Linked DNA regions of Homo sapiens: region 2 is linked to region 1. Evidence: chromatin loops called from intact Hi-C (ENCODE). Cell type or tissue: endothelial cell of umbilical vein. All regions are shown on one strand. Links, peaks and the distances in the headings refer to the core of each region. The heading gives the core; the rest is flanking DNA.

The links. Peaks named below come from ENCODE experiments on the same cell type or tissue, not always from the same donor. Only the 100,000 strongest peaks of a DNase experiment are listed, where the experiment ranks them.
Region 2: it touches region 1 in a loop (5-fold over the local background); 5 of 110 quality-filtered maps call a loop at or near these places.

What each region holds. Positions count from the first base shown.
Region 1 is chr4:183,399,330-183,415,306 of GRCh38, forward strand. No RefSeq gene overlaps it. Among named protein-coding and RNA genes, the nearest start is that of CDKN2AIP, 37 kb to the right of the region's middle. RefSeq lists enhancers at 8,065-8,244, 8,481-9,319. In endothelial cell of umbilical vein, for the core only: a CTCF peak has its summit at 7,932 (motif pointing left); a DNase peak (open chromatin) is centred at 7,962; H3K4me3 peaks cover 452 bases; H3K27ac peaks cover 459 bases.
Region 2 is chr4:183,329,002-183,344,978 of GRCh38, forward strand. LOC124900894 (small nucleolar RNA U13) reads left to right here and starts at 297; the gene lies at 297-400. RefSeq lists an enhancer at 5,710-5,879. In endothelial cell of umbilical vein, for the core only: no CTCF peak of the experiment used is centred there; a DNase peak (open chromatin) is centred at 6,530; H3K27ac peaks cover 2,468 bases.

The DNA of each region.
Region 1 (15,977 bases), core at 3,277-11,276:
GAGGAAATGCAGATAGAAGTGGTGGAGGAAGTGGCCCAAGCTCAGGCGGTGGCTAAGTGACTCCAGGGCAAGCCCCTCGCCCCCTGTGCTGGAGGAAGCCCGCGCCCAGGCTCTGTCGCTGAGCAGGGCACGCCTTCCACGCAGCACCCAAATGCATCGAACACTGTGCACGCGCACGAGAATAAGAAACCGTGACAAAAATACGGGTGCATCAATGTAGAGTAATGAGAAGGCAAAGCTGTTTGTAAGCACGATACAAAACCCAGAAAACATCAGGGGAAAAAATGGAAAAGCCCGACCAAATACAAAATTTTAAACCTAGGTTGGCTATAAAATAATATACCACTGAAGAACTGGGGCCCGGCATGGTGGCTCGGGCCTGTAATCCTAGCACTTTGAGAGGCCACAGCGGCCTCCCAAAGGATCGCCTGAGGCCAGGAATTCAAGACCAGCCCGGACAACACAGTGCGATCCCGTCTCTATTTATTTAAAAAAAATAAAAGAGGAAGTACTCGCGGTACAGCACAGAGGATTGCTTGAGCCCAGGAATTGGAGACCAGTTTGGGTAACATAGCAAGTCCTCGTCTCTACTAAACAACAACAACAAAAATTACTCAGGCACGATGGTGCACATCTGTATTCCCAGCTACTCTGGAGACAGGAGGATGGCCTGAGCCCAGGAGACAGAGGCTGCAGTGAGCCGAGATCGTGCAACTGCATTCCAGCCTGGGCAACAGACTGAGACTCCGTCTCCAAAAAAACAAAACCAAACCAAAACTGAAGAACTGGGAAAATATTCATGATACTTATTAGGAATGAATGGCTAAGTTTACTAATATCCCCAAAACTCTTAATGACAAAAGATGTAAACACACATTTCAGAGAAGGAACTAAAAATGGAGGATAAGCAAATTGAAAAGGTGCTCAATTTCCTTCCTTCCTTCCTTCCTTCCTTCCTTCCTTCCTTCCTTCCTTCCTTCCAGACGGATTCTCACTCTTTTGCCCAATGGCACAATCTTGGCTCACTGCAACCTCCACCTCCCAGGTTCAAGCGATTCTCGTGCCTCAACCTCCCAAGCAGCTGAGATTACAGGCATGTGCCACCACTCTAGGCAAATGTGTGTATTTTTAGTAGAGATGCGATTTCCTCATGTTGGCCAGGCTGGTCTCGAACTCCTGGCCTCAAGTGATCCACCCACCTTGGCCTCGCAAAGTGCTGGGATTACAGGCGTGAGCCACCGTGACCGGCCAGGAGGGCGTTTTTCACCTGTAACGTTTGCAACTGTGAGTTCACATCAATTGCCCCATTTTCAGTTCTGCACCGGAGACTTCAATCTAGTTTTCTTGTTTTCCATAATTATAACTGTTCTCTCTAGTAGTGAGAAACTCGGCTCCCGTCACTCTCAATATATTTAGTTACGGAGTCCTCCCCCTCCATGTATCCAGTCTCCCATTCCCTCTGCCCCACTATCCTACTGCTTGGACTTGGGTACCCTTCTCTGGCTGCTGCCTCCACTGCCCCTACACAGATGCCCCCTCTAACCATGTAGATTCTGCCACCCTACTGTGTCCTCTCTACCCCGCCCCCACATGTACACCTACCTCGACGTTGTTGGCTGTACATTCCCTGTGGGTCTTCCCTTCCATGCAGGTGACCTCCCTGCTTGGCCCCTCCGTTAATTCAGACATTAAAGATAAATGCGGCCGGGCGCAGTAGCTCAAGCCTGTAATCCCAGCACTTTGGGAGGCCGAGGTGGGCTGATCATGAGGTCAGGAGTTCAAGACCAGCCTGGTCAACATAATGAAACCCCGTCTCTACTAAAAATACAAAAATTAGCCAGGCACGGTGGCAGGCACCTGTAGTCCCAGCTACTTGGGATGCTGAGGCAGGAAAATCGCTTGAACCCGGGAGGCAGAGGTCACAGTGAGGTGAGATCATGCCACTGCACTCCAGCCTGGGCAACAGGGTGAGATCCTGTCTCAAAAAATAAAATAAAATAAATAAAATAAAGATAAATCCACTTGTGTGGAATGATTGGCTCAAAGGCCATACCTCTTTGAATACACATTGCCAAATTGCCTTCCTAAGTGTTTGTGCCAATTGATCCTGCACTGAGAATCGCATCTGAGTGCCTGTTTAACGACACCTTTGCTGGCATTGGATATTATCTATATTTTTCCAGTCCCTTTTTCTTTTGGTTTCTTTCATAAGGGCTGTGCCCAGGACAGAACGAATTCCAGAGCTCTTTATGGAGCCATCTCATCCAGCCGCCTGACTCACCTACGTTCATACCTCAGCCATCTGATTCGTTTTGATCACCAGTTTTGATCTGATTAACTGGTGAGCTGCAGAGTACTAAGCCATTGGTATAGTTACCACATTTCTTTAATGAGCTCATGCTCCCCCCATTCAAAAAGTAGTGACTGAGCAGCAGTATGATGTGCTGGGTTTTATAGGAGTTTGCAAAGATGTGTAAGTTACAGTCTCTGGCCCTCAATGCTCTTGTATTCTTGAAAAGGGCAGATATTCAGATGATATTATGAATACAGCGGTCATGTGATAAGAACTCCAACATAATCTGGGGTTCAGGTTATGCACCTGGAAAGTGGTGTGTCCAAAATCTTCCAGTGCCAATATTCAGAGTGATTCCACAGTTACACGCCACCACCCTGTAAACTCACCTCCCTCTCCTTCCCAACACAAGCCCTGTGCCCCCATCAGACTAGTCTCCTGGCCTCCAAATGCAAAAATACACTGTGTTTACTACTGATGGCATATCTTATCAGAACCCCTCCCACTCCTCAGACAGCTGCATACATACGTTCTCTCATTTAACTCACACAGCAACTCTGTTGAGGCAGTTATTTTAATCTTCCCTCCTTAGATACTGACACTGACTTCAAAGATGGTCTTGCCAAAGGTCTTAAAAATGGGGCAGAAAGTTGAACCTAGGGATGTCAGACCCCAAATTGTGTGGGCATCCTTCCCTTGCCACGGGCAGCTTCATTGCCAGGGTGTCCTTCCCCATGTCCTGCTCTTCTTCCCGCAGGGACCACCCTCCCTCTCTGCCCAGTGCCTGCCTCTTGGTTTTATGTAGGTTTTATCCATCCATCAAGGTCCAGCTGAAAAGCCCACAAAATTTCCCAAATCCTCCCGGCTGAGATTTCTCCGGGAAGCTGAATCACAGTCTTTGGTAGACTTTTCACAAGGTCATCTGGCAAGGTTTTGATGGAGATAGATGGGATCTCCAAAGGAATAATTCCTGGGCCCCAAGCTGACTTCTAGTGACATCCCCAGAGTCACGTGTTCCTCTGGGTGGAAACTCTTTTAAAACAAATGTTCACCTTATTCACTGGGCTTGATAAATTCTCCCTGGGTGAAGGCCACGTGGAGCCCCTGGTCTGATGGGGACAGGAGGGACTGTGTGTGAAAAGGAAATTAATTCAATGCTCGCAAAAGGAAGATTCTATCAGGAAATATACCTAATTGGTGTAAAAGGCCACTGTGGTTGTTGGCACTAAGCCACTCACCCTGCCAGCCTCAGTGCTTAGTGTATTTATGTCCTTTGTCACCTTCCTAATTGGAAGGAGTCACTCTACTGACTCACCATCTTTCTCCCCTTTATGGAAGAGCCGTGGGAGGTAGTGTCACTCAAGGTCAAGGGCTCAGAATTGGTCTGGGTCTGCAGTGAGATGGTGTCATTACCCTGAGAGCTGCTTGGCAGCGTTTGGAAGGTAAATTAGTGTCTTCAGTTGAAGACTTGCTGCACAGATGGCCACCTTAGTTGGCGTGACATCTCACTTCCTTGTCTCCCCCTCAGAGGAAAATGCCTGGGCTGGCTGGGCCTCATGACTATGAATTTCCATTACTTTTTTTTTTTTTTCCAAGATGGAGTCTCGCTCTGTCACCCAGGCTGGAGTGCAATGGCGTGATCTCAGCTCACTGCAACCTCTGCCTCCCAGGTTCAAGCGACTCTCCTGCCTCAGCCTCCCGAGTAGCTGGGACTACAAGCACGCGCCATCACACCCAGCTAATTTTTTGTATTTTTAGAAGAGACAGGGTTTCATTAAGTTGGCCAGGTTGGTCTTGAACTCCTGACCTCAGGTGTTCCTCACCTGAGGAACCTGACCTCAGGTGATCCACCCACCTCGGCCTCCCAAGGTACAGGAATTACAGGCATGAGCCACTGCACCCGGCTGAATTTCCATTACTTTTGAAACACAATAAAATAACTAGAAAGAGAAGCTTAAAATCAGCCCAGTACTAAGAATGTACCCATGAGGACGACAGAGGCAGCAGGATGTCGAAACTGTGCTTGGGAAGCAGGCAGCTGGGCGGGCGCTCAGACACGCTGACTCAGGAGCTCAGTCTGCCCCTCATCGCTCTTCCCTTCACTCAGAGAATTCTCTTGCCCCCAAATGCAAGTGTCAGACTGCTGAAAAACTCCTTGAAGTTCAGGCATTTCGTCTTTCTACCCTCCTGTCCACCCTCCTGGCAGAGGCAATGAATCAAATTTCTAACAGCCTCTCTTTCCTCTGCAAGCTTGGCCACGTCCAAAGGGAAGTCATCTTAAAGCTGGGATGGAGAAAGAAAAGAAGGTATAAGCCATGCTCAGAACCTTCTGGGCTCAACTCTAGTGTGTGTTCCCACCCAGCCCCAGCCTGAGAAGGCTTAGACTGAGAAAAGCCAACCAGATCATAGAAAAGCCCTCGGGGACAGGGACCAAGGCCCTTGGCCCTCAGCCTAGCTTGAGCTCCCAGCCAACAGCCAACTCTGATTTTCCAGCCATGTGCAAGACCCATCCTGTAAATGGATCCTCCAGCCCCCAGTGCAGCTGCCCTGGGGCCCAGTCAATGCCATGTGGAGCTCATATGAGCTTTCCCTCTGTGTCCCAGCTGCAGATCTGATGATCTGCTATTTCAGTGAAGCTTTGGGATGGCTTGCTACTCCGCAACAGATAACCGTAACACCAGGGTTCCAGCATTCCCTGAGGCAGCTCAGAGGGATGCTGACCACTCAGCACGCCTCAGGAAGGGGCCACTGGCCAGCCTCGCACAGGCAAGACGATACAAGCCTGTGAGATGGCATCCAAACGGCAAGCCCAGCGCTGAACACCTTTTACACACCTTTCATGCTTTCCAGCCCCCTCTCCCACTACTCCTCACCCGTATCCTTGGATCTTGGGAACCTGCTCAGTATTTGGGAGACTTGACCACGGTTGCTGTAACTTAGTAAATATAAATGGGGAGTAGGAGCCCCAGTCACCTTTTCTCCCAAGTCCAAGCCCATTACCCCCGCTGCCGTGGGGCCTTTTGCGGGCTCCCTTCCACACCTAGCATGTTGCTTTGTGGAAAATGGATTCACAATGGGAACAAGGGGAGTTTGGGGTCTAGGAGGAAATCCAAGGGATGTGATTGCTGCAGGAGCCCAGGCAGGAAGGAGTTCAAGGAGATCAGGACCATTAATATCACGTAGAATAGAGAGGCCATGAGAGAAAAGAGACTAAAGCATCTAGATATGGGAGAATGGACATGAGTTCCAAGAGCAGAAGGGACAGAAACTAACTTGGGGTGGCTTAGAGTGAGTAGGAGGGAGGAGGTAGAGCCGGTGGGTGCTCGCAGGCAAGCCCATCCTAAAGCTTGTGGAGAAGGGAAGGGAAAAGGTATGAAGCAGACAAGGGGGAGGTGGAGGGCTAGGGAAGATCTCTAGTTTCTAGGATAGTTTGGTTTTTAAGAATGAAGTTGCTGGCCAGGTGCGGTGGCTCACGCCTGTAATCCCAGCACTTTGGGAGGCTGAGGCGGGCGGATCACAAGGTCAGGAGTTTGAGACCAGCCTGGCCAACATAGTGAAACCCCGTCTCTACTAAAAATAGAAAAAATTAGCTGGGCGTGGTGGCGGGCGCCTGTAATCCCAGCTACTTGGGAGACTGAGGCAGGAGAATCGCTTGAACCGGGGAGGCGGAGGTTGCAGTGAGCCGAGATTGTGCCATTGCACTCCAGCCTGGGCAAAGGGCGAGACTTTGTCTCAAAAAAAAAAAAAAAAAAAAAGAATGAAGTTGCTAAGCAAGTTTATTCAAGAGAACAGCTGAGAGGAGGGGCTGACCCTAAGGCCTGGTCCCTGGACCGTCTCCTGGTCCAGAATGCAGGAGCTGTCCCTGAGCAACCGTGGACATGCTGGGGGCTGAAGGGACCCACGGGGTGCAGGGAGCCAAGCAAGGAAGGAAGTGCCTAATCAAAGGACTGTGTTAGCGCCTTCCGTGCCCGCGTGCAGGAGGGGCTGTGGGGCAGCAAGCCTTCGCCAGGCCACGGGCCTGGAAGCAACATGTGCCTGCAGCTGAGCTCTAACTCTTAACTCAGATGGTCTTCTACAGACCAATAAAAATAGCATTTTCCAAAAACAGGTTGATTACCCCTTATCTAGAATGCCTTGGGCGAGAAGTGTTTTGAATTTTGGATGTTTTTTGGATTTTTAAATATTTGCATATACATAATGAGATATCTTGGGGATGGGATCAAAGTCTAATTCATTTATGTTTCATATACACCTTATACACATCATCTGAGGGTAATTTTATAAAATATTTTAAAATAATTTTATGTAGGCCAGGCACGATGGCTCATACCTGTAATCCCAGAACTTTGGGAGGAAGAGGTGGGAGGATCACTTGTATCCAGGAGGTGGAGGTTGCAGTGAGCCAAGATCGCACTACTGCACTTCATCCTGGGCAACAGAGCGAGACTCTGTCTCAAAAAATAAAATAAAGGCCGGGCGCGGTGGCTCACGCCTGTAATCCCAGCACTCTGGGAGGCCGAGGTGGGCAGATCACGAGGTCAGGAGATTGAGACCATCCTGGCTAACACGGTGAAACCCCGTCTCTACTAAAAAATATAAAAAATTAGCCAGGTGTGGTGGCGGGCGCCTGTAGTTCCAGCTACTCGGGAGGCTGAGGCAGGAGAATGGCGTGAACCCAGGAGGGGCAGCTTGCAGTGAGCCGAGATCGCACCACTGCAGTCCAGCCTGGGCGACAGAGTGAGACTCCATCTCAAAAAAATAAATAAATAAATAAATAAAATAAAAATAAAGGGTAGCTTTTGGCTACCCAGGGCACACTGCCTATGGGGTAGCCCTGCTCCTCAAGGGGCAGTTAAAAAAATAAAAAGGAGGCCGGGCGCGGTGGCTCACGCCTGTAATCCCAGCACTTTGTGAGGCCGAGGCGGGTGGATCACGAGGTCAGGAGATCGAGACCATCCTGGCTAACGCGGTGAAACCCCGTCTCTACTAAAAAAACACAAAAAAATTAGCCGGGCGTGGTTGCGGGCGCCTGTAGTCCCAGCTACTCGGGAGGCTGAGGCAGGAGAATGGCGTGAACCCGGGAGGCGGAGCTTGCAGTGAGACGAGATCGCACCACTGCAGTCCAGCCTGGGCGACAGAGCGAGACTCGCAAGGACAGAAAACCAAACACCGCATGTTCTCACTTATAGGTGGGAATTGAACAATGAGAACACTTGGACACAGGAAGGGGGACATCACACACCGGGGACTGGCGAGGGGTGGGGGGAGGGGGGAGGGGGAGGGACAGCATTAGGAGATATACCTAATGTAAATGAGGAGTTAATGGGTGCAGCACACCAACATGCCACATGTATACATATGTAACAAACCTGCACGTTGTGCACATGTACCGTAGAACTTAAAGTATAATAATAATAAATAAAAAAGAAAAAAAAAAAGATGTGCTCTATTCTTTCTTTATGTAAAAGAGAGCAAACCTGGCCTATCCACGCTGCAAGTGGTTGTGGAGGGGCTGGCCCGCGCCCCTTCCGCGCAGTCTCCTTCCGCGTCACCTCTGTGACCGCTGTGCCCAGTCGGGCCCCACAGAAGCGGCAAGCGACGTCCTCAACCGCAATCTCGGCTCCTCGGGCGCCACCCAGTGGCCTCGGGGCGGAATCGCGGGCGAGCTCGGAGGGGCTCGGGGTGGCGGGGCGCAGCGCGGCGCCTGTAAAACAACCCTTTGTCTTCAGAAGGCGCTTGTCCTGCCAAAGCAAAGCACCGTGCTTTACAGCTACTGGAAGAGCAGTCCTGAGAAACAAAGCCCCGATTTTTTATAGCCACCGGGGAAACCAGAGCCCACTTCCTTCCTCCAGGACCAGGGCTTTATTGATGCGGATCATCTTGTTTCAGGGCTGACCTGCTGCCATCCCTCCAAGAGAGACAGGAGAAAGATTGAAGCTCTCTCAGGGAATTCATCAAAGGTTTTTCTGTTCAGGTTACCAAACTGTTACAAAGAACTCTCTTATGGATCTCTTTCTCTTTCTTTTCTTTTCTTTTTCTCTTTCCTTTCTTTCTTTTCGTTCTTCCTTTCTTTTCCTCTTGCTTTCTCTTTTTCTTTCTTCTTGCTTTCTCTTTTTCTTTCTTCCTTCTCTTTCTTGCTTTCTCTCTTTTTTCTTTCTTCCTTCTTTCTTTCTTCTTTCTCCTCTTCCTTCTTTCCTTTCCTTCCTTCCTTTCTTTCTTTTCTTTCATTCTTTCCTTCCTTCCTTTCCTCTTTCTTTCTCTTTCTTCTTTCTTCCTCTCCTTTTTTTCTTTCTTTTCTTCTTTCTCTTCTTCCTTCTTTCCCTTCCTTCCTCTCTCTCTTTCTCTTTCTTTCCTTCCTGCCTTTTTCCTTCCTTCCCTTTCCTTCCTTTCTTTTTCTTTCTTTCTTTCATTTTTTTCTCTCCCTTTCTTTTCTTTTCTTTTTTTTTTTGAGTTTTTAAATAACACTGAGCGTGATCTGCCCTTCCCTGCACAGCTGAGAGGAAGAGACTTGGGGGTACGTGATGAGTGACACCTTTAGTGCCCTTCTGTGCCCTCCTGTCAGGGAGGGAAACAGCTTCTGCCTCTGGGGGGGAGATGCCAGGAAGCTCAGCACGGGACCAAAGGGGGCCCAGGTGAGGAGGGTGTTTGGGGCGGGGAGCCAGTAGGCACCATGGGCCCTGGTCTTCTTCAGGCCTCGGTGCCCACCGTCCCCCACTCCCCCAGACAGCCATGCATCCAGGTGCTGTGACCAAGTGAGGCGATACAGTGGGTGCTAGACCATGAATTCAATTTCTCCTAAAGGAATTCAGGAGAAACCATGTCAGAATAAAGGTTTCACCAAATTCAAGAATGAAAACTCCGAACCAATTATTAGCCAAAGACGATGATGCAGGGAAGGTGGCCTTCCCAAGCAGGGGGGTTGCGTTGAAAGTTCTGCTGTGAGCGATCAAGTTACTTAACCCTCTGAGGCTCAACCTCCTCTGCTAAATGGGGATGTCAATGACACCCACTTCATAAGACTGTTGTGAGTTTTTATTGAGGTGATATACATTTAACGGTGATCAATTTTACTCATAGACTTGAGTATTAAAAAAAGTGCCACATTCAGAATGTTCCCAAATCATATTAAATCAGCTTGCCTGTATGGTGAGAAATTCAATCCGTTGAATTTGAGGTGTCCTTCTTGTCTCTAGGATCACATGAGAGTCGTTGGTAACCCTGTCGTGTCCAGAAAGCCAGTGCTGGGCCTTTAGCTCTAGTCCATCAGGGTAATGCCAAACCCCGGCCCAGCCCAGTCCCTAAGACTGACAGCCATGGAGGGCAGGGCCAGGCCTCCCAGGGCCCCCTCCCAACCAAGCCCTCTGGGTTACTTCCTCCTTCCTGAGGGGGCTGAGTGTGGGCTGGTGGGGCAGGGCTTGTCTTTATTACTAGCAGAATACACACACACACACGCACACACACGGACACACACGCACGCACACATCTATTCCGCTGCCAGCCTTAGGAGCTGTCTCCAAGACTCTGGCACTCTGCACCCTCCACCTCTTGCCCTCCAAGGGCTCTGTCTTGTGCCCTGAAGGAGAGATTTCACACAATCCCCAACATGAGGCTGGAGAGCCCAGTACTTGGGATGGCAAAGGAGAAACAAAGACAACAGCAAGAACGACAACGTGGAAAACACAGATTAATTCCTCAGTGAATCACCCTGTAAAACCATAGCACATGTACAAGGCAAATCCTCAGTAACTGGGAATTGTCATCGATGTAAGAGGCTGGATTGGGGACACATAAACTATTGTCATTAGTGCTGTATTATTGCTGTGCTGCGGCCTACTCAGCTGTTCCTTTTGTTGTATGGACCTACCTGCCCATTGGTGCCCTACTGGTCTGGATGTAGGCTCTGGATAGCAGAGAGCAGCTTGCTCAGAGCTCACTCAGGGGACCTGCCTAAGCCTTTGCTATGTGAGTTTCTGCTGTGTGTGTGTGTGTGTGTGTGTGTGTGTGTGTTTTCAATATCTACAGAGATAAATCAGTTCAAACAAACTGTGCTGTGTAAGTGACCTGCCCTTGGTGAGCCCTCACTGCAGATTTGATCTTTCAACCACAGGAGAGAGAACTGTACTCCAGGGGAGAGAATTGCATCGGGTCAGGAGGTCTGGGCTGTCCTTCAGCCCTCGGTGGCTCTGTGCTCGGCCTCTGCACTGGGACCTTGACGTTCACTATCTTGGGTTTTTCTCCTCTGATGGGAGATGGGGTGGAGGCAGGGGATCCCACCTTCCCTGCCTACCTCCCTGGGATCAAAAGAGGTCACAGGATATTCAGTGGACACATTCTGAAAAACACTTGTCAGACGAGGTAATTATATTTCAGATAATAACGTGAGCAGGGAAATGCCAATGCCTGAAATTCCCTACGTCACAAAATAGCTTCGTGCTAGCCTGATACCCAGGCGCGACAGAAACTCAGAGCCCATGCCTCTTTCTGGCCTCAAGCTTGCATTCTTCCATGGGGAGTGACCGGGCCAACCATCTCTGTCATCTACTCCCAGCCTCCTGCCACTTGCCGAGAGTGGGGGCTGTGGAACCATCCCTTGGGGCCTCTCGACCTGTCTCTATCCCACCTTCCTTCTCTTCCATACCACCCCACTGGCTTCCTGGACCTCCTGCTTGGGGCAGCCCTGGCCCCTCCTCACTGATCACTGCCACAGGGGAGAGAGGGCTGAGCCTCGCAGAGAAAAAGCTGGCGTTTCATGAACGTGTGGCATGAGCTGCATCGTCTCATCAGTGCTTGTACAACCCTCTGACTTGGCCTTTTCATTTTTACAGATGAGGAAACTGAGGCTCAGTAACATGTTCAGCTTATGCCCAAGTTCACACAGCTGAGAAGACACAGAACAAGACCCTGCGCCTTCATCCCTGGACCCTATCTCTGCAGTGCCAGAGGGGCTCCGAAGCCCGGGTCTCCACCCCATTCTCTGCCTCTCCTAAAGGGACTGATTCCCAGCTTGGCCACAGAGTGTGGGCAAAACAGAACTGGCCCCACTCAGTCACCTCTGAAGAGCTTTCCCAGCCCAAGAGGAAGACACCCAGCTAAGCAGACCAGCTGCCTGCAGAGGCTTTGGGGAGACGGTGGCCCCAGGAGGGGTTCCCATTGATTCTATTTCAATAAGGGAAATGTAATAAGTATTTTTTGTCCCAATGGTCAAAAAATGACAACAAATTTAGTTTAAAGATCTTAATTGTGGTCGGGCATGGTGGCCCATGCCTGTAATCCCAGCACTTTGGGAGGCCGAGGCAGGCAGATCACTTGAGGTCAGGAGTTCGTGACCAGCTTAGCCAACATGTTGAAACCATGTCTATTAAAAATACAAAAAAATAGCCGGGTGTGGTGGCGTGCATGTGTAATCCCAGCTACTCAAGAGGCTGAGGCAGGAGAATCGCTTGAACCTGGGAAGCAGAGGTTGCAGTGAGCCGAGATCGTGTCACTGCACTCCACCCTGGGCAACAGAACGAGACTCTGTCTCCAAAAAAAAAAAAAAAAAAAAGAAAACCTTAATTGATTATTTATTTGTGATTCCAGAATCAGGCAGCCCCTGTACTGGAATAGGTTCAAAGCACTGTGGCCAGACAGCACGGTGGTCAGGCAGTAGCAGAGGATAGAAAATGGAAGGGCAGCCTAGCGCTGAATGGTTGCAGCTGGGCATTTGCCTAAGTTGACTCAGTTGACCACCCATGGTTGACTGAAGCTCAGCTGCTGTAATGAGTGGAGGCTCAGCTGTTAGTTACAGAAGTATGCTCCTACGTTAGGTTTTCAGTTAGTTTCTGAACTAAGCCAGGCGGCAGTTTGTTATGTCAGGGCTCGAGTGCGGAGGCATCCTCGGGCCAAGTTTAGGTTAATTTAACACCACTGAGAGACCGCAAGATGACAAAGAAAAATCCAGCATTGACAAGGCACATCTAGAAATTTCACAATACTTCCCAGCCTCCGTGACTCTTGTAAATATTAATTTAACCCTCTGGGTAAATTGGTAATAAAATTCTCTTTGTATTAAGGCAATGGTAAAAGTTAATAGGCTGTAAGCCAGAATAATTCCTGGGTGGTTTTATTGCGGAGCATGTGAGTGCCTCGAATTGTACTGTGAGGCACTGAGTTTCTAGGCCACACTCCATGACTGGAATAGCATTATCGTTGACTCATGTGGCATTCCCATTATTGTTATACAACCTGGTACAAAGCAGGTGTTCAATAAACATCATTGTAAGGCCATGTGCAGTGGCTCACCCCTGTAATCCGAGCACTTTGGGAGGCCGAAGCGGGTGGATCACCTGAGGCCAGGAGTTCAAGACCAGCCTGGCTAAGATGGTAAAACCCAGTCTCTACTAAAAATACGGGTGTGGTGGCACGTGCCTGTAATCCCAGCTACCTGGGAGGCTGAGGCAGGAGAACCACTTGAACCTGGGAGGTAGAGGTTGCAGTGAGCCGAGATTGTGCCACTGTACTCCAGCCTGGGCAACACAGCGAGACTCTCTCAAAAAAAATTAAAATAAAATAAAGATAAACATCATTATAGTGAGTATTGAACTCAGCACACATAGCACAAAACAAAAATCTAGGGGCTACAGTTAATATTTTTTTAATGTCCATGGTTCAGGAATGGATCTAGAAACTTCTTCCTTTAGTGCCCTAAAACAGAGATCCTAGAAAACTAAGATGCTTTCGTTTGGGAAGTTTCCTGATCCCTTGTAGAATCTTCCTGATAGCTGACCCCAGTGCTCAGAACGATAACAAATTCTGAATTTTGTACAGGAAGTGTGTAAAAAAACACATTTTACCACTGACCTCAACAAAAATAACAACCCCAGTCAAAGATCTAGTGACACCAGAATATCTTTAAAAAATGCCTGTAGGCCGGGCACGGTGGCTCATGCTTGTAATCCCAGCACTTTGGGAGGCCAAGGTGGGCGGATCACCTGAGGTCGGGAGTTCAAGACCAGCCTGGCCAACATGGAGAAATCCTGTCTTTACTAAAAACACAAAATTAGTTGGGCGTGGTGGCAGGTGCCGGCTACTTGGGAGGCGGAGGCAGGAGAATCCCTTGAACCCGGGAGGCAGAGGTTGTGGTGAGCCGAGATCGCGGCATTGTATACCAGCCTGGGCGACAAGAGCGAAAAGCCACCTCAAAAAAAAAAAAAAATTGCCTGCTACCTGGTCACTAAACCTCAGGAATCCAAGGCCCCGGCTCACTCGGTGCTCACAGTTTGAGGGTGACATCTACCTGGTCTCTCTAAAAGAGCAAAACATCATTCCATAGCGTCACTATGAACAGCTGGCCTTCCCGTCATTCTCCTCACTTCATCCCATGATCAGTCAAGCCAGGAAGGAAGAAGTCAGTAAGACACTGACGCCTTTCCTGTTAGACAACCAGGAAGACCCGCGTTTAGTTATCACACTGTAAATCAATCCTGACACCTTCTCCGTGATCCTAGGTCTTCCTGTGATATTCACTGTTTTGTTTATGTCCTTTTGCTTTAATTCAAGACCCTGTGACCGCATCGTGCCCAGCTCATGCTCTGCATTAGTAAAATAGTGGCCGCTGTGGCGTTGGGGTGTTTTTCTTGCCCTCGAGTTTAGCTCAAGTACTGGGGCTTTCATGTGCAGACACACCGTGATGGGTGAGCAAGGATCTGGAGGAGCCTGGAGGGTCTGGGGCTGGTGGGTGGTTCTGGAAACTAATGACTCTAGTGCCCCACCATTCACCTGACTCCGCCACTGTCTCTATCTCTTTTTCTTGTGATGCTTCTCAGTTCTCCTGCCCCCAGGCAGCCGCTGTACTGTCATCTGCTTGTCATTGTCTATGTCTCCTGCCCAAGGGAAGCCTCATCCTGCAGTGATCCCTCGTAGCCCTCCTGCCTCATCGCCTTTCCTGCGCAGCCTCTCAGCAAAGTCAGGTTCCACCGCTGCCAGCCTGCCTCTGCGTATTTCAGAGAGGTGACCTGGTGGACAAGGCAGAGCTCTCCAGGTCAGGCCCCTGCAGGGCCGATGACAAGCCTACCACGTGGCCCAGAATAAGACACCAGGTGCCAGCAGCAGCCTGGTTCTGCGCAGGTGCAGCTGTGTTTCAGGAGCAGGCTGAGCGCGGCAGGGGCTGTGACGGACACATCCAGGACAACAGCCCGGGGCACAGGAGCCTTTCCTCTGCCCTCTATTTGGGTTTATGCATCCGTTCATCTGGTCTACTTGGGGTCAGCAAGGTCCTCCGTGTTGTTGAGTCTGATGGCCAATTTCCAGGCCTGGTTCTCCCTGACTTTGCGCAGGCATCCGACCTGCTGTCTCCCTCTCCTCCTGGAAGAAGCTCGGCCCCAGGACACCACACTCGCCTGCCGCCGCCTGACTCTCCCGGCAGCCCCTTTCTTGGTCTCCTTCACTCTTCTGCCCCTCCCTTTATCGTTCCCCAAGCAAGGGCTACAGATTCCTTGATTACCTCATTGATGTCATTGGTCTGATCGCTTTGAATACCATCTCCACGCTGATGACTGGAATTTACACCTCCATCCCAGGCCTCCCCCTGAACTCCAGCTGCAGACTCCCGGCTGCCGACTTTCCACTCAGTTGTCTAACGCTCATCTGAAACCTAAAGTGCCCAAACTCCTGATATTCATTTCTAAGTTTATTTTAATTTTTGTACATTAAAAAATTTAGGCCAGGTACAGCTCATGCCTGTAATCCCAGCGCTTTGGGAGGTTGAGGCAGGAGGGTCACTTGAGCCCAGGAGTTTTGACCAGCCTGGGCAATATGGCAAAACCCTGTCTCTATTAAAAATATATATAAATTGAGGCTGGGCGCGATGGCTCACACCTGTAATCCCAGTACTTTGGGAGGCTGAGGCGGGCGGATCACCTGAGGTCAGGAGTTCGAAACCAGCCTGACCAACATGGTGAAACCCCGTCTCTACTAAAAATACAGAAATTAGCTGGGCATGGTGGCACGTGTCTGTAATCCCAGCTACTCAGGAGGCTGAAGCAGGAGAATCGCTTGAACCTGGGAGGCAGAGGCTGCAGTGAGCTGAGATCGTGCCACTGCACTCCAACCTGGGTGACAGAGCTCTGTCTCAAAAAAAGATATATATATATATACACACACACACACACACACACACACACACACACATATATAATTATATATATGTATAAATTTAATAAAAATGTTTCTGTAGCTAAACATCTTGGTATGTTGCCCAGTCTAGTCTCCAACTCCTGGCCTCAAGTGATCCTCCTGCCTTGGCCTCCCAAAGTGTTGGGATTACAGGCGTGAGCCACCACACCTGGCCTGACAGCCATTTCTATCAACTCCTCCCGCGATCCCTCCCAAAAAACCCCTGCTCCTCTGGGCTTCTTTGCAAATGATAACTTTATTCTTCATGTTGCTCAGACAAAATCTATATATATGATAAAATATCTTAAGAGATATATTTTATATAGTCATCTTCAACTTCTCTTTTTTCTCTCACTCCCACTTCCAGTCTTCAGCAAATTCTGTCAGTTCCGCCTTCAAAACGTGTCCAGAATCCACCCTCGGCTAACTCTCTCCCTGGCTCCCACGATCCTCCTGGCTCGTCACCTGCTTCCACCTTTGCCTGCTGTGGTCTCTTCTCAACTCAAGCCAAGCAACTCCGTTCAAATATGAT
Region 2 (15,977 bases), core at 3,301-11,300, 70 kb before region 1:
GCAGGAAACAAACCGTTTTCATAGCTGAGTGTGTGGGGGTGGAGTGTTTCTAAAGCCTAGTTATCTCATGTGTCTGTCTTCTGAGGCCCTAACTGAGATTTTATGGCAAACTTTCAAGGTACTAATGCCTAAGAAGTAACAGGAGACAAGGAGACATCGGCTCTCAGTAGTGAAGGGAACATCCTGTCATGCAACAACCAAGGGACATAGGCCAGAATAACGCGTCTCAGTCTGTTCTGTGCTACTGTAACGGAATACTTAAGACTAGGTAATTTATCGGAAATGTATTTGGCTTGATCCTTCTGTAGTTCGTGAGCATGATGATTGGGTGCTCACACACATATGTGAGATGTACCACCCTCAAACCTTGTTACAATGTCAGCACATTACCCATCTGACCTGAAAAAAAAAGAAAGAAAAAGAAACATATTTGGCTCACAGTTCTGGAGGCTGGGAAGTCCAAGACCATGGCACTGGCATCTGGTGAGGGCCTCTGTGCTGTGTCGTGCCATGGCTCAAGGCAGAAGGGCAAGAGAGGATGAGGGTGAGCGGGCAAGAGGGACCCAAACTCGCTTTTATAACCACCCACTCTCAAGATAACTCACTCCCAAGACAAAAGCATTAAGTCCTCCCTGAGTACAGAGCCCTTTTGACCTAATCACCTCTTATAAGGCCCCACCTCTAAACACTTGCACCGAAGATTATGTTTCCAACATATGAACTTTAGGGGACACATTCAAACCGTAGCAAAAGCATAATAATAATAGCCAGTATTTATTAAGCACTTACTGCTTGCTGGGCGTTAGGTTAAGAGCTTTAGCTGTGTTACTGTATTCTCACAAGAACTGTCTGATGTAGACACCATTTTTATCTTCATTTAACAGATAAGGAATCTGAGGCTTAAGTAAGCCAATTAGTTGGCCAAACAATGGTTCAAGGATTGAAGCCTGTCTCACACCAAAGTCTAGCCCTTAATCTTTTATGCTGTATAGAGTGATCTGACACCATTGTCATGGTTGCCTCTCCATTTTGTCCTGAGGCTTTGCTTGCAAAAGTCGGCACTCACTTGGCAAGCACTGTGCCTCCTCCTCGGGCCAGAGTCAGAACCCTGAATGCATCCTCCGGCAGTCGGGGCTGAAGCTGTGGGAAGCACATGCTGGCTTTGTGGCTGTAAAGTTAGAAACTGCTACAGCAGAGGGGCTTGACAGGGAAGGTTATGGGAAATGTCCTAGCCAGGGACTCCATCTCCACCCACTACGCAAATAGAAATGAAAAGACTTCTATTTTGGGATTAACTGGGTTCTTTTATTTGTAAATCCTTTCTAAATATTAATCTAAGCTCCCAACCCTCATGGCTAATGTTTCCTTTAAGTTTCCAGTTAACACATGGGAAAATCATTGCAAATCCGTGACAGCCTTGGCACCTACTCTTGAAGAGGTGGGTGTCTGAGACTCATGGAACCCTAGAGGCAGCCAACACCTCAGGCATCACAGTGCCTTCATTTTCTAGTGAGCTGACGATCAGTGTCGAGACTCTGACCCGGCCTCCAGACTCAGATTCCAGGGCTTCTTCCCCTCTGCTGCGCTGCTGGAATCCACAGCCCCAGCTGGTGCCCCAGCCATCAGAATATCTGCCCTTTTCTCCAGGAGAGAGACTGAACTCCATGCAAACATTAGCCAAACACAAGCCATGTCCTGGAAGGCATGCTGAGAGCTGGCAGAGAGGGGAAGGTGAGAGATGGAAGCGCCTGGCCCTGGGTAGATATAGCAGGAGCACAGGCAGGGCCATGGATGTACCCAATCTGGGGACCATCGCAGGGAGCCCTGGACTTCATGAACAGGAGGACTCTGGTCCTGCTTCCTAGGACGACCTTAAAGAAACATCAGCCTGAAGACTTTGGGACCATCCCAGGCCCAGCCAGGAGTTGAGACATGAGGACTTTCTGGGCACAAAAGTTAAAAATTGAACTTGCACCATCGCCTGAGTCAGCTTTGCTGTGTGCCCTTCTATCTGGAGCACTTATGTTGCACAACTCCAGGGAGCAGCATTTCCATAGAACACAGTGTCAATCCCATCACTTTCATTCTTTCTCTTTAACCAGAAAGACCAACTGTAGAAAAGGTAAGGTGTTGGCCACTCATTCAACAAGCCTTTGTTGGGCATCTAGTGCCAGCCTCAGGGCCAGGCCCTGGTTATACAGTTAACAAAGTAGTCATGGTCCCTGCTTTCATGGAGCTTGAAGTGTAACAGAGTTTGGCAGAAAATACGTATACAATGCCTAAATGAAACCAACTATGGGAAAGACATCAATTGAATACCCACAAGCATCCATGCCCTGGGCTTCCGGGACCTGCGGCCCCCAGCCTGGCAGAGTCACTACCCTCAGACACTCACCAGGGAGAAGTGGGAAATCCCTCCTGAGCCGGGGAAGGGAAAACTCTGCTTCAGTCAGACCTGCCCCCTGAACCTCAAGGAGCTCAGGTCACAGGCTTACAGACCTTTCCAGAACAGTGAGCCTTCCTGGGAACCCATCTAAACAGCTGACCATGTCCCAGAGACTTTAGTGCCGCCTGGAACTCTGGAGGATGTGACGTTCCAACTTGAAGCAGCTCAGGATGTCCAGTACCAGCATGTCTAAGTCTGGGGTGTGGGAGGGGCCGTGGAGGGGAGGCCTGCCGTGGGTCTCCTGTTGACATGCACCTGCGGCCGCCAGGCTCCCGTGTGCCACAAACACAAGCGCTCTTTGCTCTCTCAACAGGTTGTTCCATTCAGGTTTTTTGAAAACAGTGCGCTAACCGGGTCTGAAGGAGGTCTCTCTCTCAAATTCCCCTGCAAAGGAAATCATGGGATTGCAGTGAGACTTTGTGTCATGGCCTTCTCTTTCATAAAATCCTTGTTGTCTGTAATACTCCTGTTTCCAGCTCAGAGGCTGCTCCCAAAATCAACAGACTTCCCACCCAACTGCAGAGCCCGCAGGTCAAACTCCCCCAAAGAGGATACTATTTTACCCAGTTGAGGTAAAAGAGCCTTTGAAAGTCCCCACCTAATACTCATAAAAATGGTCTTATTTCAGAGTTATTACACGGATTTCTCCCTCAAGAGGATGAAACTTTTCCATAAATTAAAGATTAATTTAATGCAAATGGAAGACTTGGCTCTGAGATTAGAAAGACCTGGGTTCAAATTCTGACTCTGCTACTTAAATCTATGTGGCCTCCCTCGGGTGACTTAACTTCTCTGAGCCTGTCACCTAGTCTGTAAAATAGTGATAGTAACTGTGCCAGCATTCACGTGGTGAGACTGGGGATAGCATAGGAAAGTCTCACAACACATAGTAAGCTCTCAATAAATGAGAGTCCCTATTTTTATTTTGGATTTGGTTTTTCAAACCCATTTTCAGAGGCAGCTGTGAAAGTGCATTTCATCTGCGAGTGGGTGGTTTGTTGTGGTACACTGGCTGAAACAGATGCCCTTTTCCTGTCTTTATGCAACTGGATGCTTCTAAAATTCTTTTTTGTGCCATGGAAAAGGCTTGCCTGCCCATGGATCGCTCTTCCTCCTCCTCCGACATGAGCGAGTGCTTCGTGCTTCTCTCTCTAGGCTGCTCCCTCCCACACTGTACCGTCCATGGCGTTTGTGCTGAGTTCTCACTTTCCTTCAGACTGAGAGGATCAGATACCCTGGTCAGTGACCGTGGTTCCGGTCCACCTGCTCGACCTGGGGCTGCGGCAGGGAGGCTGGATTCAGAGGCAGTGTTTCTTGCCAAGTTTCCCTCAAATCCTGCTATGGGAGAAGAGCTGTGGGTATTATCAGCACAAAGATTCCCACCAACCTTCGCTGGAAGAAAAATATAATTTCTAAGAGGAGAAACACTGAATAAAGAGATTGTATATGTGAAATACTTTGCACCTGTATCTGAATCTTTTCATCCATCCATCATCCATCCATCCATCCACCTATTCATCTATCCATCTGTCCTCCCATCCATCCATCTGCTCATCCATCCGTCCGTCCATCCATCCATCCATCCATCTGCTCATCTGTCCACCCATCCATCCATCCGTCCATCCATCCATCTGTCCATCCATCTATTCTTCCTGCATTACGTATCCTTGTGTTGAATTCCTGTAATAAGCACATCACACACAGGGGATCAGGGATGGAGAAGAGGGGTCCTCTCTGTCAAGTAACTCACAGAACGTTCAAGAAGGCAGACGAGGAAAGAGGCAACTGCAATACCGTGTGACAAGCGTGAGGTGAGGGAGGAGGGAGTGGGAGAAGATACTGAGCACTTGGCTAGGACACGTAGCCTGTGCGGCACCACCAGGGAGGCTTCCCAAAGTTGGTAATTTTTCATGTCCATGCAAAGCATGATGGGAGCCATCAGAATTTAATGCCACGCAGAGAGGAGGGAACGGACAACACAGGGGTAAGGAACAGCATGTGCGAGGCCCAGAGGCCACAGCAGATTCCCAGGCTGGGGGCCAGTGGCAGCCACAAGGCAAGGGCTGGGCTCAGGGCTTCTCTTTCTTTTTTGGGCCATCAACCCCTTGTGCAACTCTGTGAGGTTTATGAGTCTCTTTTCAGAGTCATGTTTTTAAATGCATAAATTAAATACACAGGATGACAAAGGCAACCAATGACATTGAAATACAGTAATCACAACATTAAAAAAATAGTAATAGATGTCATCTATTAACACATTAAATAACAAGATCTAGCAAAGGGGCTCCAAGTACCATGGTGTCTCAGTGGTGAAATGTGTAAATATTTCAAGGTATTGTCAACAACTGCCATGTAATATGAAAATATCTGTAGTTTCCACTGGTGTCAAAATACCGGTGCTCCTAGACCACATGGTTTATTGCCCACATTCCTAATTAAAGAAAATGCTAAATTTCAGTTTGAAGTTAGTAGAAAATGTAATTCCTCCTCCCCACCATTTCCTATTCCCAAGAAGTCCTTTCTTCGCATTCACGGACTCCAGCCTCACAAACCCCTGGTCCTAACTCAGTCAGCTCCTCCTGCCACAGCTCCTCAGTCACTCTGGATTCCATGACCTCAACAATCCCAAATGCGATCATTGACACATTTGTGTCACTGTCCTTCTCGCCTGTGGGCAGGAATTGCGTCTGTCCTTTCACTTCTGTGAATCCAGAGCCCATCAGAGCAAGTCTGCACACATTAGATACTCAGGAAATGTTAAATGAATGAATGAGTCATGTCACACCAAGGATTGTGGACTTTGGACAGGGATTTGGGGGTAGAGATTGGAGTGGCATGATGAGATTTACTATGAATTTCAGAGCGTGACAAAATCAAATCTCTGAGGTGTCCCGTTTCTACCGCATCTATTGTGGCTCAGGTGAGGCAACTGCAAGACAAACAGGAAAAGATAAATAAATCTTTATAATAAGGAAAAGATAAATAGATTTTATTTCACTTGTGGGATTCATGCAACTCCTACCTGAATCTTTAATAACAATGGAAAAAACCATGATCCTGTGGCAAAGAAAAGAAAAAACACCTTCTTGGCCAATTTTAAGACCTGCTGTGGAAAAACAAAAGTGCTTTAAGAAATAAACATAGAAGTAAATCTTTAACAACCAGAGAGTTAATTTAATGCCATGCAGATATTACAAAATATGAGATACAGCTTTAATGTGTCATTAGTTTTGAAACTCAAAAAAAACAAACAAGAATGGACTTTGAATGATAAGAATATGTGTTAGTGTTTCTCGAACTTGAAGAATTTACAGAGAAATAGTTTTTAGGCTTTCATAATATGCTCATGAACCCCAGTTTGAGAAAACACTGACTTAAGAAACTTAAAGTCTTTTTATGAAAATATTAAATATAAATTACCATTGTAAGTTTTCTCATTATATTCTTAGAATTGCTAATTTAAAAAAAACTAAAATAAAAATATAAAATTAAAATCTTGCAGCTATCCAGGCATCTATGATTCCCAGAATGAAGAACTTTGTATTTTAGAAAATTATAATTACAGTAAATAGAATATCTAGTTGCCTGAGAAATAGGTAGTTGCCATTTTCTTTGATGTTGTGATATACTGACAAAACTTATATTTTAATTGTAAGTGGCTGCAACTTAAGGGAAAAAGAAAATAGTAGAATCAAGAGATTCTACTTTTACTATTAATTTATAATTTCTATCTCACCTAACCTATTCCTCTAAATAATCTGAAATTGGCTAAAACAATTATAAATTCTGCAAAACAACATTGTTGCAAGAATTTTTAGTTTATTGATTTACCTCTTCTCCACAGAGTATGTGCAACTTTAAAATTTTGAAAATTAAAAGTGATTTTTGCAACCATCTTTGATATCAAAGGCATGATAAGTAAACTCTTGCTTAAGTGAAGACTAATATGCATCTTGTCTAAATTATTAAATAGAAAGATATTGTCAATGTATGTGTCATCATTGTAAAAAGTTAAGTGGTTATGGACGGGAAAATCACATCTGTTCTTACCAGTTCATTCTTGGTACTATGACTCATGGCTGATTATATGTCTGCTGTCCCTGCTTCCTGTTGGAGGAAGTTCTTGAAGGAAATGACCATATTCTCTTCCTTTCTGGAAAGTTCTTTCCATTCCTGACATAGTTGGCTTTTCTGAGACCATTTTGCAGTGACCACTGCCAAAACAAGGCTTTGACAGTGCAGCTTCCCACTGCCTGGCAGTGCCCACACCTCTTCCTCTCTTCTGCTGCTAACTAAATACTTGACAGCTTTGGCCTGGGCCACCCACTGTCTTACCCTTCTTGCTCTTAGACTTAGCTTTCAGCACAGTTCCCAGCTCAGCTCACTTTTTGTTCGTTTTTTGCATTTCCTGCGATTGTCTCAGGTTAGAATTTCTGCACCCACCCCTAACCCAAGAAACCCCACCTTTGGCTCCCCATGTGTCCAGAATCTAGGAACTGCTCATCACTGTGTGTGAATTAAACTGAATGAAGCGTGGTGATGAGAGGACTCGGGGACCTAAAATGCATTGTGATACATGAATATTTTGTAAGGGCTTTTTAGACCGACATAGTAAAAAAGAAAATTTGCTTCCTCACAACAAAGTTTTGATTTATCGTTTTTGTTTATTTTTAATTTTCTAGCCTCATTCCATAAGGGGATGCTGAGGTTGCTGGAAAAAACTAGAGCCTGACGTATGTTAGGAAGAAATTATTTTAATTTTACTAAAGCCAAAAGATAACCATAGAGCTGGTTGCCTGCCAGGTCCCAGAGCACCTCCCTTCTCCCCCACTTGGGAGTCAGTCTCAGCCATCTCCACGGTGTGGTTCTGGAGTAAAGAGAGCCGGATGGCTCATGTGTCTCAGAGATTTCACAAAGATCTGGTTCAACTCAGGATTGTGACAAACCATAGGCCCTGGTGGCCACTGTAAATATAAGGGTTAATTAATTCACCCTTTCATCCTGTGACATATTCATCCATTCTCTCAACAAACCGAGCCATGCCCTGGGTACTGTACTAAGGCAGATACCGAGATGGGTCAAATGTGGTTCCAGCCACCATGATCCAGTATGACAGGCGTGAAGAAGAGGAAGGGCAGGGTGCTATGGGAGCCCAGAAGGCAGCTCCTAACCCAGAAGGGGAGGTCAGGAGTGAGCTTCCTGCAAAAGCTGATGTTTAAATTAGAGGATTTAACAAGAAGAATGAGATGGAGGAGGCACCCAGTCAGAGGAACAGCAGGTCTGAAGGCTGGGAGGCGAGAACCCCACAGAGAAACAGCAGGTCTGAAGGCTGGGAGGCGAGAACCCCACAGAGAAACAGCAGGTCTGAAGGCTGGGAGGCGAGAACCCCACAGAGAAACAGCAGGTCTGAAGGCTGGGAGGCGAGAACCCCACAGAGAAACAGCAGGTCTGAAGGCTGGGAGGCGAGAACCCCACAGAGAAACAGCAGGTCTGAAGGCTGGGAGGCGAGAACCCCACAGAGAAACAGCAGGTCTGAAGGCTGGGAGGCGAGAACCCCACAGAGAAACAGCAGGTCTGAAGGCTGGGAGGCGAGAACCCCACAGAGAAACAGCAGGTCTGAAGGCTGGGAGGCGAGAACCCCACAGAGAAACAGCAGGTCTGAAGGCTGGGAGGCGAGAACCCCACAGAGAAACAGCAGGTCTGAAGGCTGGGAGGCGAGAACCCCACAGAGAAACAGCAGGTCTGAAGGCTGGGAGGCGAGAACCCCACAGAGAAACAGCAGGTCTGAAGGCTGGGAGGCGAGAACCCCACAGAGAAACAGCAGGTCTGAAGGCTGGGAGGCGAGAACCCCACAGAGAAACAGCAGGTCTGAAGGCTGGGAGGCGAGAACCCCACAGAGAAACAGCAGGTCTGAAGGCTGGGAGGCGAGAACCCCACAGAGAAACAGCAGGTCTGAAGGCTGGGAGGTGAGAACCCCCAACAGTGGATCTACAGCTCTCCAGACAGGATCATCTTCTGCTGACCCTGAGAATCTCCGCCATCAAAAACGTTCATGGAACTGAGGCCACTTCCTGTCTGGGGGCACCCAGCTGGGAACCCTGTGGCTTAAAACCTCCCTCCGCACAGACCTCCTGGGACTCAGGCAGCTCGCCTGTGTCTGGGCGAGAGGTCATTGCTGTAGGGGAGATGTTGCTGGAGGCAGTACGAGGGGCTTAGCCTCAGCGCACATCCTGAGTGGGAGAAGGAGGGGCAGAGCCAAGCTCCCAGTCCCTGCGTAGCTTCCCAGAGTACCCCCATAAGACAAACAAAGCCCCATTCTAACCCACTCTTCCATGTAATCCAAGCTGGGCCTACCACCCTCAACCTCCTTCCAGAAGGTAAGGAGGATCTTACTGTTTGTACCCCCAGACTAATAGAAACAATTCTTGCAGTGTCCCCCCAGGGACCAAATATGTGGAGTCCACATTCACAGAGCATCTGGGGTGTCCCACACACGTGAGGCCCAGGGCTCCCTGCAGTGAGTCTCGTGGTGTTGGGAAACCGCAGCCGGGCACTGGCTGGCTTGCCTCTTAGTTGACCCTTTATTCTCCTCCGGGTGTGGCTGGCTGCATGATTTCGGGCTGGGATCCCGACACAGACCTGTGGACATCTGGGCCCATGCCAAGTTGGTGTATTTCAAACCCCCAGCAATGACAGAAATGACAGAAATGTCACTTAAAACAATCTCCTGTCTATTAAGGTAGCACAATTTTTTTTTTTTTTAAAGAATAAAGCACAATACTGGCAGGACTTTCAGGAAATAAGCATGCCCATATGTGATGGCTTCTTATGGTGTTCCTTTCTTTCTTTCTTTCTTGAGAAAGATCAGACAATAATGTAACAAGAGCTATGGAACTGTTTGGCCCAATAATCCCACTTTTGGGAATACACTACAAGAAAATAATTTCAAAGAAAAAAGCTAATATGTACAAATAAATACACAGCAGCTGCAACTGCACACGGTATAAAACTGGAAACAAACCAGACAAACAATAGAGGAAAGAGCTAAACAAATTATGGAGTGCCATGAAATACTTTATGGCCATTGAAAATGACAAGGACAGGGCCAAGTGCGGTGGCTCACCCTGTAATCCCAGCACTTTGGGAGGCCGAGGTGGGTGGATCACCTGAGGTCAGGAGCAGAGATATGGTGAAACCCCCTCTCTACTAAAAATACAGAAATTAGCCGGGCATGGTGGCGGGCGCCTGAAATCCCAGCTACTCGAGAGGCTGAGGCAGGAGAATTGCTTGAACCCAGGAAGTGGAGGTTGCAGTTAGCTTAGATCACACCATTGCACTCCAGCCTGGACAACAAGAGCAAAACTCTGTCTCAAAAAAAAAAAAAAAAAAAAAAAAAAGTAAAGAAAATGACAAGGAAAGGACCATTTTGACGCATTAACGTTGGAATATTTAAGCAATGATACAATGTAAAGCAGCACACGCATGCTGCATGGAACTATATTTTTGTAAATGCTTAAGTGTTCTACAAACATAACAAGATAGCCTAAAAGGAAATAAGTTGAATTTAAATGTTCACTAGGTCCTTTCTTTGCGTTGCTCAAGTTCATCATTTACAAAGCACAGTTTTCCTTTTTTTTTTGAGACGGAGTCTCGCTCTGTCGCCCAGGCTGGAGTGCAGTGGCGCGATCTCAGCTCACTGCAAGCTCCGCCTCCCGGGTTCTCGCCATTCTCCTGCCTCAGCCTCCCGAGTAGCTGGGACTACAGGCACCCGCCACCGCGCCCAGCTAATTTTTTTTGTATTTTTAGTAGAGACGGGGTTTCACCGTGGTGTCGATCTCCTGACCTCGTGATCCGCCCGCCTCGGCCTCCCAAAGTGCTGGGATTACAGACGTGAGCCACCGCGCCCGGCCACAAAGCACAGTTTTCAAAAGCAGATGTCTCTTTAGAAGGACAACAACCCAAAGGATGGGATCCCTGGGACATGGCCGGGGATGCGCTGTCAGAGCATTCGTTTGCCAGGTCACTTTGTCTCTGACTTGCACGTCATATTTGCACACCTCCCTCAGCCAGAATGCATGCTCCTCTGTTCTCCAAGCACAGCAGTCCAGATGAATGCAAAGGAAGTGGCTTTTCTCATCTCCGCTGCACGTAGTGCCGGGCAGGAATTGACAACAGGGGAGCAGGAAATTTTCCATTTGAATTAGAAGGCTAAGATGTCCCCTACCTTCTCTGGGACAATTGGTCCGTCTGGGCTGGCATTTGCTGTGTGGAATGGAAAGGAGTTATGCTGGAGGAAGTGAATGAGCAACAACCTCATATCAGGGATATTTAAGGTCTGACAGCTGAGAAGCTCATCAGCAACAATCCTGGTGCAAATTGGGAGCTTCTGGAAACAGGGACCACCAATTCTCCTCTCCCAATTTTATTATGATTAGGTCCCAATCAAAAGATTATTTGGGCCGGGCACCGGGGCTCACGCCTATAATCCCAGCACTTTAGGAGGCCGAGGCAGGTGGATCACCTGAGGTCAGCAGTTCAAGACCAGCCTGGCCAACATGGTGAAACCCTGTCTCTACTAAAAATACAAAAATTAGCTGGGCGTGGTGGCACACACCCGTAATCCCAGCTACTGGAAGGCTGAGGCAGGAGAATCGCTTGAACTCAGGAGGCAGAGGTTGCAGTGAGCTGAGATCGCACTACTGCACTCCAGCCTGGGTGACAGAGCAAGACTCTGTCTCAAAAAAAAAAAAAAAAAAAAAAGGAGAGAAAGAAAGACTATTTGGGAACAGCTTTATTGAGCTCTAATTCACATATCATACAATTCATCCATTTGAAGTGTTCGATTCCATGGCTTTTAGCATATCCCAGAGCTGTGCAATCATCACCACAACCAATTTTAAAACATCTCCGTCACCCCTCAAAGAAACCCAGACCCTTCAGCCCTCACTCCCTCATCCTCCTCCCATTACCCCCACATCTAGGCTACCATGAATCCACTTTCTGTTTCTATAGATTTTCCTGTTCTGGACATTGCATATAAATGGAATGGTACAATATGTGGTCTTTGTACTTCTTTCACTTAGCGTAATGTCTTCAAAGTTCATCCAGGTTGCAGCCTGTAACACTACTCCATTCCTCGTTATGGCAAAATAATATTGTGTTATACGAGGAGACCGCATTGTATTAATCCACTCATCAGTTGCTGATCATTTGGATTGTGTCCACTTTTTGGCTATTATTAAGAATGCTGCTATGAACCTTTATGTACAAGTTTGTGGGTGGACGTATGTTTTCATTTCTCTTGGGTGTATGTCTAAGGGTGGAAGTTCTGGGTCATATCGGAGCTCTATGTTTAGCCTTTGGAGGAACCACTGAATTGTTTTCCAAAGTGACTGCACCACTTTGCATTCCCACCAGAGTGTATGCGGTTCCCATTTCTCCCATCCTCACTAATACTTGTTATTATCTGTCTTCTTTATTCTAGCGGTCCTCGTCACTGTGCAGTCTCACGGCAGTTTTGATTTGCATTTCCCTGAGGATGCATGATGTTGAGGACTTTTTCATATGCCTGTTGGCCATTTGTGCATCTTCTCTGGGGAAATATCTATTCAGATCCTTTGCCCATTTTTAAATTCGGTTGTCTTTTTATTATTGAGTTGGAATAATTATTTATACATATTTTAAATGCAACCTCTGTATCAGAGATGTGATTTGCAAACATTTTCTACCAGTTAGTTTCTTTTCACTGTTTTCATGGTGTCCTTTGAAGCACAAAAATTTTGGTTTTGATGATGTCCAACTTGTCTATTTTTTCTTTGATTGATTATACGCCAAAGACTCTTGCCAGGCTTGGCCCTATGGAAACATTCTGTGCGGGGTTTTGGAGGAAATTTAATTTAATATAAAATGTAATTTAACTTAAAACTCCTATATTGCTATCATATTATAAATCCAGTTCGGGATTTAGAAATGTATAAACTCTGTAAATATGCCACTTACAACTCATTAGACTTTTAACTTACAATGCTCCAATTCTTGGAGAGGAACATTTTGAATAATGGAGAATACTTCTTTTCCCCACAGCAGCCGGGGGCCTGACCCTCCATTATCACTTCTCTTAATAACTTCCCAGAGCCTCCACCAGTATCAAAAGATGTCCCAAGTACCTCTCAGAATTTAATATACATATACATTTCTTCCCACAATTTCCACTTCTAGAAATTGATTCTGAAGACATTCTTACAAAGATCACTATTCAAGGATGTTCACCGCAGAATTACTTTGTAAAAGGGAAAACATAAGCCTCATCTAAACCTCCATCCATAGAGGACTGAAGAAATTAAAATTGTAGTATGGAAGTCTCTGGAACAGTTTTAAAAGGTGATGGATCTTTAAGTGTTGGCTTCAATGAATATTCACAATATATTGTTTACTTAAAAAAATAGAGGTAAGGTATGGAAAATATACACTATATATAGTTTTTTTTTTGTAAAAAAACTAACTTGTTGGGCATTCACAGCTTTTTTTTTTTTTTTTTTTGAGATAGTCTCACTCTGTTGCCCAGTGCAGTGGCACAATGGGCTCACTGAAACCTCCGCCTCCCGGGTTCAAGTGATTCTCCTGCCTCAGCCTCCCAAGTAGCTGCGATTACAGGCATCCGCCACCACACCCGTATAATTTTTGTATTTTTCGGAGAGACACGGTTTCACCATGTTGGCCAGGCTGGCCTCGAACTCATGACCTCAAGTGATCTGCCCGCCTCAGCTTCCCAAAGTGCTGGGATTACAGGCATGAGCCACCGCGCCCGACCCGCATGTCGGTATTAATAGCAGATAACCAAAGTGTGCCAAGGAAATATGGCTTTGTCTCTATTTTCATAATTGACCCAGTCTTCTTCAGGGCCCCCCAAGGAACAGAACTTACATTATCTGGGTAACAGCTTTTCACTTTGCTCCAGTTTGAACAGTCTCTCTCAGTTTAAACCGGTCTCTATCCAGTAAGTACTCAGTCAATTCCAGCTTCAAGTCCCCAGGAGGGGTGTTCCTCCGCTCCCTTCCTCCTGCTGGGAGCAGGGGCGAGCTCCTGGTCCTCTGGACTCTGTGGGCCCCAGGCCAGGGTGGGTCCCTGTCCCCCTCCCGCGGCAGGGCAGGCGGTTCTGTCCCTGGGCGCGCTGCTGCTCTACCCTGAGGGAGATCAGCCGCTCCTGTCCCCAGGACCCCTTGGCCTCTGCACCTGGCACCTGGGTGTGGGGCTTCATGGCTGTTTTCTTGAGATGCTCAGGGCCTGGAAGTCCCCCTTGCCTCACAGGCCCCCTTCGCCTCTCACTGGTGCTGCCGCTGCACCGCCAGGTCTGGCTGCACCCGGAGGACGGAGAACCCCACGCGGCCCGGCCCCGGGGCCCACCCTGCTCTCGTGGCTACGCCCCGCTTCTCCCACGGCCACCACCCTCTTCCCCCGCCCCCCTCCCTGGTGGTGGCCTCGCACGTGGCTTTTATTCCTCTCTTCCTCCCCTGGGAGGGGCCGCGCGCAACCCTCACCCAGGCCCTGGGCTCCCTCCCTCCCTCCTGCAGGGCCGGCAGCGCAGCTGTGCTGCTTCCAGCCTTGTTTGTTTTAAGCTCTTGGCGCCCCTGGAGGGGTCCGTGCCAGTCGGCCCTGGTCCTGACTCTACCTAGCAGGGGACTTCTGCTTTGCGGGACACGGCTGACTACAGCCCCCTGACCCCCAGCCCACGTGTCCTGACGGCCCCCTCCTCTCTCCCCTCCACACTCTCCCCACCACTGGAGCCACCCAGTCACCCCTCCAGCGTCTTGAGGATGGAGACATCTCCGGGCCATTGTTCCTCCTTGAATCACTAACGCGGTAGCATTTCTACACGGAATGCCACTTTCTCTGGCCCCAGCCCGTTGTTCACAGATTTGGGGCCACAGCTGACCACAGTCAAATAGAACCTTCTCCAGCAGAGGTTTGGGAGTGTGGCTGCTTTCTCAGCCCTTCAAGGTTACATAACAGGCACAAACCCATTTTCTTTTTTTCTTTTTTTTTCTTTTTGAGGCAGAGTCTCCCTCTGTTGCCCAGGCTGGAGTGCAGTGGCACGATCTCAGGTCACTGCAACCTTCACCTCCCAGGTTCAAGCAATTCTCCTGTCAGCCTCCTGAGTAGCTGGGATTACAGGTGTGCACCACCACACCTGGCTATTTTTTTTTTTTTTTTGTATTTTTAGTAGAAACAGGATTTCGCCATGTTGGCCAGGCTGGTCTTGAACTCCTGACCTCAGGTGACCCACCCACCTCAGCCTCCCAAAGTGCTGGGTTTTACAGGCGTGAGCCACTGCGCCTGGCCACAAACCCCATTTTCTATGTGAGAAATCAGACCCAGCTTCATTCTGTCCCCTCCTCCAGTTCTCCCACTGTGTCTGTGCCTCTCTCCAGGCAACATGTGGTTCCCCGGCCATGCTGAGTCCTGTGCTGCGCATTGGCAGGTGGACCAGACCGTGAGGGCAAGGTCTGGGACACAGCCTGTGAGTCCCCAGCCTCGGGCAGGGGCTGGCTGGGGAGGAGGAGGAATAGACCCATTTCGCTAGAGTGTATCCTCTGCAGAATTTGCATTTGTGAAGTGAGCATTTTATATTTTTATTTTTTTAAAACAGTTTTCACCTTAAATCACTATTCACTTTGCCCTCTTTCCACACACGTTGTTTGTTTTGCCAATCCCCAGGGTCCACTACACTGAAAAGTCCTTCAGCATCTGCAGTTGAGACAGGATGCCAAGCATAATACTTTTTTTTTTTTTAGTTTGAGACAGTCTCACTCTGTCACCCAGGCTGGAGTGCAGTGACACAATCACAGCTCACTGCAGCCTCTCCTGGAAGCCCTCAAACTTCGGGCTCAAGCCATTCTCCCGCCTCAGCCTCCCAAGCAGCTGGGACTACAGGTATGCACCACCACGCCTAGCTAATGTTTTCTTTTTTTTTTCTTTTCTTTTCTTTTTTTTTTTTTTTTTTTTTGAGATGGAGTCTTGCTATGTTGCCCAGGCTGGTCTCAAACTCCTCACCTCAGACGATCCTCCTGAGTAGGCCTTGCAAAGTGCGGGATTACAGGTGGGAGCCACTGCACCAGACCACGCCATGTGCAATACTGAAATAACATCAGTCATGGCCATCGCAGAACTCATGCAGAGTACACACAACACGTGCGGGGACATGTGTGTTACCCGCCCAGGGCCCATCGCCCCTTGAGGCCTCCCTGAAAGATCTCCATCCCCACCCCAACCTCATTGTGATCCACACTCCCTGAATATGTGTCCCCGGGGAGGCCAACTAACCTCACCCCAGTCAGGCTGGGCCCATCTAGCCTGAGAGAAGCCTACTCCCCGCCTCCTGGTGATGGGTTCCAGAATGGACTGGGACCCAGTTCTGTCCAACAGGAAATGAGAACGCCCAGGGCTTCAAGGAAATGTCTCATCAGGTCTAGAAGGATCCCTGAGAAGAGATGGCCCCTTTCTTGGCCTGGATGTGATACACAGAACTGCCCCA